2 separate regions of the Mus musculus genome follow, and region 1 is linked to region 2. The links are chromatin loops, found by intact Hi-C in ENCODE. Cell type or tissue: left cerebral cortex. All regions are shown on one strand. Links, peaks and the distances in the headings refer to the core of each region. The heading gives the core; the rest is flanking DNA. Region 1 overlaps Ascc3 (activating signal cointegrator 1 complex subunit 3). Region 2 has its middle 97 kb from the start of Gm35917.

What was found. A loop is a pair of places that touch in the nucleus more often than their neighbours do. Peaks named below come from ENCODE experiments on the same cell type or tissue, not always from the same donor. Only the 100,000 strongest peaks of a DNase experiment are listed, where the experiment ranks them.
Region 1: it touches region 2 in a loop (3-fold over the local background); 14 of 42 quality-filtered maps call a loop at or near these places.

What each region holds. Positions count from the first base shown.
Region 1 is chr10:50,697,961-50,700,890 of GRCm38, reverse strand. It overlaps Ascc3 (activating signal cointegrator 1 complex subunit 3), which reads right to left. Exons shown (of 42, transcript NM_198007.2): 15 at 760-951; 16 at 235-459. Among named protein-coding and RNA genes, the nearest start is that of Ascc3, 110 kb to the right of the region's middle. In left cerebral cortex, for the core only: a CTCF peak has its summit at 1,664 (motif pointing left); a DNase peak (open chromatin) is centred at 1,709.
Region 2 is chr10:51,283,049-51,285,978 of GRCm38, reverse strand. No RefSeq gene overlaps it. Among named protein-coding and RNA genes, the nearest start is that of Gm35917, 97 kb to the right of the region's middle. In left cerebral cortex, for the core only: no CTCF peak of the experiment used is centred there; a DNase peak (open chromatin) is centred at 1,268.

The DNA.
Region 1 (2,930 bases), core at 222-2,721, 590 kb after region 2:
TGTGTGTGTGCACAAGCAAACAGATGCCAGAAAAGGCCACAAGCAGGTGTCAGATTCCTTGGGGCTGTCCTTTCAGGGCAGTTGGGTAGGAACCAAACCCAGGTGTTTTGCAGAGCAGTGAGCACCCTTAACAACCGAGCCATCCCGGCAGCCTCTATTTTGTCTCTTTCCCTCACTACAGTCCTCATACTACAAATAAACAACCAACTCAATCTTTTACTTCCAAGTTCTTACCTCTGCATTTAGGTTATCTGCAAGACTTTCCAGAAACTGACTCTCAATTGGGTTTTGTTGAGTGAGCAAACTGAGGTAATGGCTGAGTTTATCGTGGGTTGTTATAATGATTCCTTCCCCAAATTTGTCAAATTGCGGTCGTCCAGCTCGGCCAAATATCTGCATGACATCTAAAATTCCAAGGTCAACAAAGGAGCCTCTTTTGGCAGCGTATATTTGTGTTCCCTAGATGAGGAAAAGTTAATAAAATTTACATAAGCACACACATATAATCCTGAAGAGCTGGAACCTGAAATTGGGCAAATATGGGAAGATTCCAAAAGCATACTTTAAATAATCCCTTCATCAGGTAGGATAGAGTTAAATTCTTTAATATAAACTAGACTTTTACCGGAGAAAATAATTCTGGCTAAAACAACATTCAGTCAATGAAACAGACAAATGACAAAATTTTTCTAACTAAATCAATTCAGGAGCTTGCTTTGACAGACACAAATCCATGTGCAAAGGGAGGTAAGCTCCTACCTTAATAACCACGGCATGTGCAGGAAGATTGACACCCCAGGCTAATGTGGCTGTACAGACTAGGACTTTGATATGCCCATTTGAAAACAAATTTTCAACCAAATTTCTGTCTTGCCGAAGCATCCCGGCATGATGAATGCTAAAGCCATCGGAGAATAATTCTCGCACTTGCTTATTTCTTGACTTTTGTACCTAGAAATTAAAAAAAAAAACCATAAAAGGCAGTTAATTATCACTTAACAGCAATTGCTATACCTTATACATGCTGAATGAGTTTATCAAAGAAAGCAAAATTATTTTAATGTTTCCTAAGGTATAACTTGGTAACAGTGATTTATACAAATATCATCTTGTGTCTTAAAATTTTGGAGGAAGCCCACAGTGTTCATCTACAGCTGTGTTCATGTTGCTCTTTGGTAGGAAGATATTGGATCACATTTCCTCCACAACCATACATCTACTTTGAATGCACTAAGTTCCTTGTTAGTATCTATTCTTCAGACTGGTTTGAACTTGTGGGCTCTGCATAAGTTTACACCAAAGACTGTATAAACTAACTGATGAAACTCACTAAAGTATTTTTTATGAAATTGGAGGTGTTAGTGTAATACTTTTGAAAGATGTTTAATAATAATACCTTTTGGGGGGATCTTATATCTTTATTATTGTTTTGGAAAAAGTCTTATTGTCAATAAGAGCTTATTTTTGAGTAATTTTTCAATATATGACTATATCAGGGAATGAGAGGTCAGGAAGCTGGGGTTCTAATCCAGGCTTTGCCATAATGATTGCATCGTGGGTCACTTACATCTTTTTCTAATTTCTAGGCAATCAACTAAAGAAAAGATCACTTCATAAATTCTGCTTATAGGTTGGGTATAATAAATTAGTAAACTGCACCACCTAGTGGCCAACAAAATAAATGACAACTTACACAATCCCAAAGACAATATACACCTAACAAAATGCAAATATACTCTTAATTTATATTTGTGTAGAAAACATTGCAAACTTTATGTGTAACTAAAGATTTATGGTTTGAATTTGCAATGTCTACCACAGGCCATGTTCAGAGTACTTGGACCATATCTGTGACACTACTGGAAAGTAATGGAGCATTTATGAGATGGAGCTGATCAGTGTCCGCGGGCCTTTAAGAGCATTAGTTTGGTCCCCTAGTCCAGGCCACTGCCATATAAGGAATTTCTGTTGCACACTCCAGTTTCCCTTAACCTCGTGATCCCTTCCCTATTATTATGGCCTACAACTCTTTGAAACAGAGCTGAAATATATCTTTCCTCCCACAAGTTATTTTTGGCATGTATCTATCTGGTCACAGAGATGTCAAGTAATAAATGTACTATACTGGAATCACATTGCCTTTTTTGTTTAGAGCTGAGATATTATTTTTAATTTTACGAAGCATCTATTATGAATATCAAAGACCATGGAAGTATTCGATAAGAGGTAACAGAGTTCCTTCTGAAGCCAAAATAGGAGGGAGGCCACTTGACCAATTCCACTTCTCTAACATTAAGACACAAGCACTCAGAGCACTCAGAGCACTCAGAGCTAACCGTCAGTGCAACTGTACTGAAGGATGCTGCCTGCTTCTGCTGAGCCTGCCTGTAGAGTGCCTGTACTAGAATAGCCAGACACACTTGTTATCAATGTAGAGTCCAGTGACAAACCTGAGTTAGGACAACGATAATACACGTTGTCTCACACACACACACACACACACACACACACTCTTTGCTTTTTTTTATTCTGGAACAGATTGCTAAGAATTTATAAAAATTAAATTGAAAAGTAAATATAATTTTAATTTCATTTTAAGTCATCAGTTTGCTGCCTAACATTATGTAATAGATTCATAGCTCAGCAATATATGTGAGTGCACACCACTGTGCAATTTCATGACATTGAACTTACAGCTCTTGTTAAATTATGCCATTCTTCTGCATAAAGTGGACAGCTCATTGTCACTTTAAGTTTCTCTGGCTTCTTTTTTTAAAACAACATTTTAACTGAAATGCATTCATAGAATATAGTACTGGGGTTAAAAAGATATTTCCTGGGGCTGGTGAGATGGCTCAGTGGTTAAGAGCACCTCCCAGTGCTCCCAGGGACTAGACTACCAACCAAGGAGTGTACAGGGAGGGAATCCA
Region 2 (2,930 bases), core at 130-2,629:
GGCAAGTAGGGGAATGTGGCAGGAAGTAAAGGTTAGGTATGTTCATATTTTACTGTATAAATATGTAAAATTCTCGGAAATAAAAATTAAACACAATAAAACTTAAAAAAAATGTGTAACAACCCTTTTACTGTATTTCTCAAAGTTCTCTTTATTCTAAAGTCTACTGTGAGTTTGACACAAAAGGATTGAGTGGAAGCCTTTCTTCAATTTTCTCCTGGAGTCCTTTTTTCCAAACCATCACATGGGCCAGTGACAGGTAAAGAACATTAGAACAATGTCCTATTAGAAAAGGACCTCTGGACATTTGTATGGAACCTTTCAGAGAACTTTTAAATTGTACAAAAAATACAAATATATTGTTTTGACAAACAACACACTCTAATTGAAAATCTGTGGTCCTAGTTATGGCATTGCATGCCAGGCTGGCTTACCAGAAGTACCGAGAACAGCACCGGTGGGGATGGTCTGTCCTTCAAAAAGATCTGTGACAGCACTCACAATAAACAGGACCCACCTACAAAACATGAAACCTATTCTTGTTACTCTTTTGTCATTCTTTTGTGTAATGACAGCTTATACATTTACACACCATGAAAATCTGTATTTATGTTCACATGGTGTGGAAATTGCAAGAAAACCTTCATTACTTTTCCCCCTTTTAAAGAAAGCAATTGTAATTCATTGGGAACAAATAGGGAATCTATTCACATGTATTACAGCTTCTTGCTATGCAGACCTGAGTGAGTTAGCAAATGTGCCCGCCCAACATGACCTTGAGATTGCAGAGGCAAACTGGTTGGTTATGACTGCACCTTACCGCTACCACCACACACACAGTCTTGTGGCTTGGATATTCTCTCCCCAGATAAAGGCAGGTATGGCCTATGATACATTCTGAGTTTACTCAGAAAGTTCTCAATGATATACATGGTCTGCTGACTCTCAGGGCAAGGATTGGAGCAGCCCAGGCAATCCATCCTAAGTGTCCTTATGTGTGTGAACCTCAGCAGAAGCCAGCTGAACAACACCTTGCAGTTGGATTGGTTGGGGGACAAGGTACCCCCTGCCACTTTTTCCCCCTCTCCATGTCTCTTGGAAGTATCATTTTATTTCATACAGAAATAAGCTGATTAGTATTTAAAAAGCAGCATCCCTTGACTTCCACCAATGTGTTTTGATTTTCATTCCAGGCTTCAAGTCCTGCCTGCATATATTTAGCTGGAAATCATCCCCCTCCTGTGATAGGCACTGGGTCCAGGGCCTGAAAGTACTTCTCTTCTTCCAAATCTTGCTTACATTTGCATGTGAAAGGAGAGAAATGCTTTTGAGTGATTAGTCATCTGAAATTCTGCACCATGAGGGGGAAAAGTGCTTTTGGATACTTACAGAGAGAAAAATCTATATGAACAATGAATGCCATATTGATGAGCTGGAGGGAAGGGGTGGTGTTTTAGTGCATCATTATGAATATCACCCACACAACAATGAAACCATTATTTCCACATACAAATAATAGCTAACTGGAACATTGCACAAATATGGTTTTCTTTTCACTTCTTTGATTTTTTTTAAATATTAATTCTATAGTCTTAAAAAGCCCTTTCTCTGACCTGATATTTTCATGCCATATTGAAGAAACTGGTGATCAATATGTATTGATTTGATCACTAATTGCATTAATTTTGTTTTAGAAATTAGAGAGGCTCTAATGAGGATGTGAAGTCACTTCAAGACAGTGCACTACTGGTGGGCTAATTTAGCTGGACTCTGTGCATCAGATTATTTCATTATGAGCTGTCAATTACCATACAAACGAATGAGATAAATAGCCTTTTCATAGTAGATTTACATTTTTAATTCATCTATAAATTTCAAGAGCTTAAGTTAATTTATACCCTAACATCATATTTAATATACAAACAGTTCAGTCACATTATGCATTAGCTATATAAACCCTTTCTTCAGTCCTTTGTGTTATGCTTTGAACAACATTAGAAACAACCTGCATTTTATGTTTTTTCATGCTGTGTTTACTCCCTTAAAAGAAAATTGGAAATAATTAGAGATATATTGGGTTTTGTTAAAATCTTTTGTGTTATGTTAGCAATTTGTACAGTGAAGCAACAACAACAGCAGCAAGAGTAAGTATGTCATTTAAGGCACACAAATGCTAAGAATATGAAATAGTCAAGCTGATTTTGAACTTGAGTATAGATACTAAAGTAACCCCCTCAAAATTCTGTGAGTATATTTCTGTTCATAAAACTTACTGTACAACTTAACTAAATAAAGAGACTCCAGAAGCAAGATTTCTACAGTAAAATTTGATTTGATTTGATTGTTGGGAATTAGGAATGGGGTGTACAGAAGTTTAGAATTCTAGAATATAGAGAGGAAAATCAAGTCATCAAAACAGAGCCCATTCTATTTGAGAAAAATGTACAAAAGTGAACAAAAATAACAACAATAGTATTTCACATAGCTGTTCACAGTCCAGAAGAGGTAGTGACAGTGAAAATTTTTTTCTTTTGTTTTGTGTTTGTGTGTGTGTAGTGTTGTTGTTGTTGTCTGTTTTGTTTTGTGGTTTGTCTCCTATTTAGGATTTTATGATAAGTTTATAAACATAGAGTCTAGGAATCTAATTCCTACATGTAAGTTTTCAAACATGTAAGTTTTCAAACCTTAAAAAAAAAAAAGAAAAGCTCAACAGCTGAATTTAGACTCTTGTTCAATTTCTTGTTCACTGGTGTAAACAACATCATAGCATGATAACAAAAACATCCCTGGATTTTGATCTTAGGACATTTCATAAGCAAAGGCTTTGTGAGAGAGACATCAGAGTTGTGGGCTCACCGGAAGCCAGGTTTCCCTTTGGCATTTAGTATAGACTTCTATGTCTCCTGTGAAAGCTTCAGACTCACTGAAAA